Linked DNA regions of Homo sapiens: region 2 is linked to region 1. A link is a contact called in ENCODE Hi-C or POLR2A ChIA-PET data. All regions are on one chromosome and are shown on one strand. Each heading gives the region's core, a stretch centred on a gene start or an enhancer-like site at or near the end of the contact. The rest is flanking DNA. Distances are from core to core; before and after follow the strand shown. Region 1 overlaps KCNJ6-AS1 (KCNJ6 antisense RNA 1). Region 2 overlaps ETS2-AS1 (ETS2 antisense RNA 1).

Region 1 (2,700 bases), core at 153-2,652:
TACAAAGTGAAGTTACAAAGGTTACACACTATGCAAACGTCTGATTAGTTGTGGAAAGCAACCAATCAGCGGCTAAAGTGAAGTTACAAAGTTACACTTCTATGTAAACAAAGACTTAGCCTGCAATCAGTCTGTCTGGTTGTAGAAAATGGGAAAGTATGGAGGGTTTATCTCTGGTCCTTTTGTTACTTTGTTGTGGAAAGTTGGGGTTTTCCTTTTGATTTAGTTCTAGGAAGTCAACATGAGTTGGCCTTAGGTTCCCTGCTTCTAGACCCCATTCTCCTGCCTCAACAGGGTCTTACTATGTTGGCTAGGTTGGTCTTGAACTCTTGGCCTCAAGCAGTCCTCCTGTCTCGGCCTCCCTAAGTGCTAGGATTACAGGCGTGAGCCCCCACGCCTGCAGAGGAGACTTTATTTCTTATAAGGGGTTATAGGCTGCAGGGTGGCCATCCTGTAGGCTGGGAAGAGCCTCCTTCAAAGACCAGAGACAGGCCCTCTGGGGGAAGAAGGGGTAAGTCAGAAATTTAAGTTGAACATGTTGACCAAATGTACATATTCAACAGATTATCAGAGGAGATGTGAGTATTTATGAAGGGGGTCCTGACACATGCATATTGAACAAACATGCATGTAACATACAACCCATGTTCATTTGGGGTGGAAAATAACATTTGAATGTATTACAATTAGCCCCTATAGGTCAAAAGTTCCTTTTGGGACACAAAAGCACTCAAGTGTGCACCCTCTGTAAACTGGCTAGGACTAGTTCATGATTGGATTGGTGGTGTCTCATCTAGAGAAAGTTACTGACATCAGTGTCTTGTACAATCAAAGGTGTAGTTATGGCTGGGCAGTTAGTCTGTGCCTTATCTGCGTGAGCTGCAAATTGTTTTAATATTGCTTATCCTGAGACCAGTGCTTATTTAGACGGTAGAGAAAAAGAAAAATTCTGTGGCTGTTAGAACAGAATTTATTCTTTAAGCATAGAGGTGAGTGATTCAACCCTTGCTTGGTGTAAGGAACATGGTTGTGCTTTGGTCAAGGATAGGCCAAGGTGGGATGTTTACATCCTGCGTGACTCAGGGAGTTTAGAGCGCAGGCGTATAACTCCACTTGTTATCGCATCCACGGAGCCATAACATGGGAAGGCCGTCCCTTGGCATTAAGCCACTATTGTCTGTAAAAGGTATAATTGCCCTGCCGACACTGTACAGGTGCTGGCACCCAGAGAAAGAGAGAGAGCCAGAGCTGTCCATCTTTGCAGATGGACAGAGGGGAACCAGGACACAGCTTGGCTCACTGGCGCCCAGAGAGAGACAGAGTTAAGCTGCCAACCTTGAAGGCAAGGGAGAGCTGGCTGCGCAGCTGTGTGTGTGGGAGCTACCAGACTAAGCAGCCGAGACAGGGCGGACAGTGTGAGAAAGCTGTTGATGAAAGCTGCTGTTGAATAAAACCATATTCACCTGCCTACCACCCCATGACTGTTCTTTCTGCTCATCTACCCACTCCCTTTGGACCTCAGCATGGGCTGGAACCTGACCCCAAGTGTGACATTTGGCATAGTTGTGAGCCTGACACCTGGCGTGGCCATAGGTCTTATTTATAGTTTGATGTCTTATTTATAGTGTGATATCTTATTGTCACAGAATCTGTTGTCCTATGATCTCTATTTTAGCATTAATGCTCATCAGCTGTGTCTAAACCGCAAAATGGGAGGCATTAACGAGGCATGTCTGCCTGCCCATCCTGTCATGGCTGGGAACTCAATTTTTAAGGTTTTTCAGGGGTCCCTTTGGCCAAGAGAGGGCTCGTTTAATTTGTGGGGAGGACTTAGGATTTTATTTTTAGCTTACACTCTGAAGCTCCTGCTCACATCCAATTGTATGAAAACAAGCTTTTCATGTATTTCGTCTAGTAATTTTTTTAAATTTTTTGTTTTTGCAGCAGAAGGATTCCTCTGGTTCTCCATCACGGCCAGAAGCATAATTTGATGACAGCATTTTTTTTTTTTTTTGAGACAGAGTCTTGCTCTGTCACCCAGGCTGGAGGGCAGTGGTGTCACCCAGGCTGGAGGGCAGTGGTATGACCTTGGTTCACTGCAACCCCCACCTCACAGGTTCAAGTGATTCTCCTGCCTCAGCCTCCTGAGTAGCTGGGATTACAGGTGTACGCTGCCACTCCCAGCTAATTTTTTGTATTTTAGTAGAGACGGGGTTTCACCGTGTTGCCCAGGCTGGTCTTGAACTCCTGAGCTCAGGCAATCCACCCACCTTGGCTTCCCAAAGTGCTAGGATTACAGGTGTGAGCCACCGCGCTCAGCCGATGACAGCATTCTTTTCGATCATTTTCTTTTCTGCTGTTCAGACACTGCTAATGGCTTGTAGTTTCCCGTGATACTAATGAGACAGGCTAGTTTATTAGTGTTTTGTTCTCTTTTTTCTATCTCCTCCCCATGCCCATTCTGAGCAGATAGCTGTACTCTTCACATGTCCTTGCTTCAAGAAACTGGTTGAAGACCACCCTTCGTCCAGCCTTGTGTGAGTCTGAGCTTGTTGAAGAGACTTTGCCACAAGTTTAGTGGTGGGAGAGGGGGAAAAGGAGTGCTTTTGAGGTCTGGGAAGGAGAAGAAGATATTTTAGAACCGACTCTCACACCTCGTGCCTCCCAGCAGGGCCTCGAGGGTGTGGTGAGACACCAGGA
Region 2 (2,728 bases), core at 106-2,605, 1.3 Mb after region 1:
TATATCGTTTTGCTTTGGAAAGACACTGGATTTAGAACCAGCTGCAGTCCTTTAACAACCTCTCTGACCCTCATTATCCATGTGGCCTTTGGCAACCTCTGTGAGCCTCAGTTTTCTTGTCTTCCCCCGCTATGGGGATGTCAGAGGCAACTCCAGGCGGTAACACACTGGAAAATGCTGCAAGTCCACAGTACTGGGTGGAGAGAAATTTATTGTTATTATTGTTGTTCTCTTTCACCCCAAATGGACAGCTTGATCTTTCCCTTAGGGAAACGCTTTCAAATAAAGTGATTATGTTTTGGAGACCTAGCAAAATGGATTTGGATAACTTCCATCAGGAGGGAGGAAGAGAGCCGGTGGCCTTTTGTTATGAGACCACAGGTAACCAAATGTTTGAAGGAAGGCGCCACGGAAGCCCCCTACCCCGCACACAGCTCTGGTTATCCACAAAGCCCCCACAAATGCTCACTGGTGGCCTGTACCGCTAAGAGCTTCTGTGCTGGCCCTCCCTAGCTGTCTGCCCTTTTTTTTTTTTTTTTTTTTTTTTGAGACGAAGTCTTGCTCTGTCGCCCAGGCTGGAGTGCAGTGGCGCGATCTCGGCTCCCTGCAAGCTCCACCTCCCGGGTTCACGCCATTCTCCTGCCTCAGCCTCCCGAGTAGCTGGGACTACAGGCGCCCGCTACCACGCCCGGCTAATTTTTGTATTTTTAGTAGAGACAGGGTTTCACCATGTTAGCCAGGATGGTCTCAATCTCCTGACCTCATGATCCGCCCGCCTCGGCCTCCCAAAGTGCTGGGATTACAGGCGTGAGCCACCGCGCCCCACCGCGTCTGCCATTCTGCTGAGATATCTATGTGCCTCATCACACAAAACCCCACCGTAGCCCTGAGCGGTCCTGGGTGCATAAATGCCCCGCTTACTTGGGAAGACGCATCTTGGTGGGGTAAGGCCTTTTCCACTTCCCCATGGCCAGGAAGACAAAGGACTAGGCCCAGAAGCCCCCGTGCCTAACATGGTGCCGTGCTGCCACTCATGAAGGCATCAGAGCATGCATGCCCTCACTGCACAGGTGGGGACCCAGAGCCCCCAAGAGGAGAAACGATTTGCCCAGGCCACCCTGGCAATCAGTGACCTGAGACCAGTTCCTACTCCTAGATCAAGGTCCCTTGGCTACTCAGACCTTCTCAAGAAGAAATTCTTGTTCAAATGGACTTTTCCCAAGTGCAGCCTGCTGTGTGCTCCAGGGCAGCCCTCCCACGGTGATTGGTTAACCCCGGGCTCTTCGTGTCAGGTGATTTACCCCACAGCCAGCTAATCTCACCTTTCCTAGACTCTCCCTTTCTTGGCCCACGTGCTGCCCGAGTGACACACTCAGTGCTGTAAATGAGGATGTCACGGTGTGTTCTCAGGTTTTACTGGAAGTGCAGCCCTTAACAAACAGTCTAGTAAACAGCCAGCCCAGGCAGTGCACACGTCAGCAGCCCTGCTCCAGGGCTCCAACGTCAGCAAAGGCGGGGCCCAGGCCTGGAAGCCAAAGCCCTTTCCAGCACCCCTCCTGTCACTGGGCCAGCCCCGCCTGCCTGCTGACTTCTGGAGCTCCCACACTCAAAACTGGGATCTGGGAGTTGTGCTCCCAGGCGACCACATTCCCTTCAGGGGTTGTGCAGAAAAACTGAACCAGAATATGGATAAAGATGCAGAAAATTGAGACTCTAAACTGAAATTGCATGAATGGCAGCCGGAACGTTTATTTCGTGCCTCAGTAACACAGGTCTCCTGTCTACACTGGTCCCATTTAAGATCTCCTTGCTAACTCATGACAAGTAAGAATGGTTTGCTTGTAAAAATCACAGTTCAGCAACAGTCCATAGGAGGACTAAATAATTTATTGAAAGAAAGAAGTGAAAACTCTTCAATAGAAATGTGAGGATGGGCACTCAAATTGGCTTCTTTAAAATATCAGCGAGAACGAAAATGATGACACTTAAGCACCGAAGCTACTACAATGTTTTGATAAGGGGTGAAAGGAGCCTTCTCCCTTTTATCAAAAAGTTCCCCATCTGTCGGCCCTGCAGAGGATCATGCTGATGGGAAACGGGCTACTAAGTAGGACCTGAAAGTGAATGTTGTCCTGAGTTCCAAATCAAACCACCAACAATAAATAACAAGTAATCATAACAATTACTATTGATTTAGCCTTGTTGAGACTCAGAAACCAATACCCCAAAATAGAGGGTTTTAACATGTCGAATTGAGGAAGCCTCAAGGTCTCTCTGACCTTCCCCTATACACACCGTCTTTCCCAAAGAAGCTGAAGTTTCTTTATCTGCCTAAGATCCAGACCTTCCAAGGAGAGCAATTATTCTTTCTTCCCCTTCCCACTTATCTTCTTATCTATGGCAGAAAAGAAGACCAAGGTGTGACCTGACCCGAGAAGACTCCAAGTATCATCTGAATTCCAAAGAAAGCTACTTACAAGGTTATTTCTGTTCTCCCATCCAATCATTCTCCCTGGCAATCATTTATTGCCCCTCAATCGAATTCCTCTTCTTCCCATTCCCATAACCTGTTTTACCGGAATCCAAACCCCCATACGTTCTGTAACCCCACAATGGTACATAAGTTTCTGTAACTCATTGGGAAGTTGGGGCTTCATTCTGAAGGCTTCTGTGCATACACGTTAAATAAGTTTTATGCCTTTTCTCCCATTAATCCATCTGCCTTATG

What was found. A loop is a pair of places that touch in the nucleus more often than their neighbours do. ChIA-PET counts read pairs that join two places held with the same protein, here RNA polymerase II (POLR2A). Pooled maps may share reads with other maps.
Region 2: a map of gastrocnemius medialis shows a loop between it and region 1 (10-fold over the local background). The contact joins two enhancer-like sites. A Hi-C loop is called at or near these places in 1 of 168 maps with a recorded cell type or tissue (gastrocnemius medialis) and 2 of 50 pooled maps. POLR2A ChIA-PET finds 5 or more read pairs at or near these places in 1 of 52 experiments (BJ).

What each region holds. Positions count from the first base shown.
Region 1 is chr21:37,565,974-37,568,673 of GRCh38, forward strand. All of the region lies in intron 1 of KCNJ6-AS1 (KCNJ6 antisense RNA 1), which reads left to right. All of the region lies in intron 1 of LOC105372798 (a long non-coding RNA gene), which reads left to right. Among named protein-coding and RNA genes, the nearest start is that of KCNJ6-AS1, 49 kb to the left of the region's middle. Within about 2 kb of position 1,403, at least 5 of the 41 ENCODE cell types and tissues checked have a DNase peak (open chromatin) inside an H3K27ac peak, as active enhancers do; they include gastrocnemius medialis, where a contact is called at or near this core.
Region 2 is chr21:38,905,861-38,908,588 of GRCh38, forward strand. All of the region lies in intron 2 of ETS2-AS1 (ETS2 antisense RNA 1), which reads right to left. Among named protein-coding and RNA genes, the nearest start is that of ETS2-AS1, 31 kb to the right of the region's middle. RefSeq lists an enhancer at 1,116-1,655. Within about 2 kb of position 1,356, at least 27 of the 41 ENCODE cell types and tissues checked have a DNase peak (open chromatin) inside an H3K27ac peak, as active enhancers do; they include gastrocnemius medialis, where a contact is called at or near this core.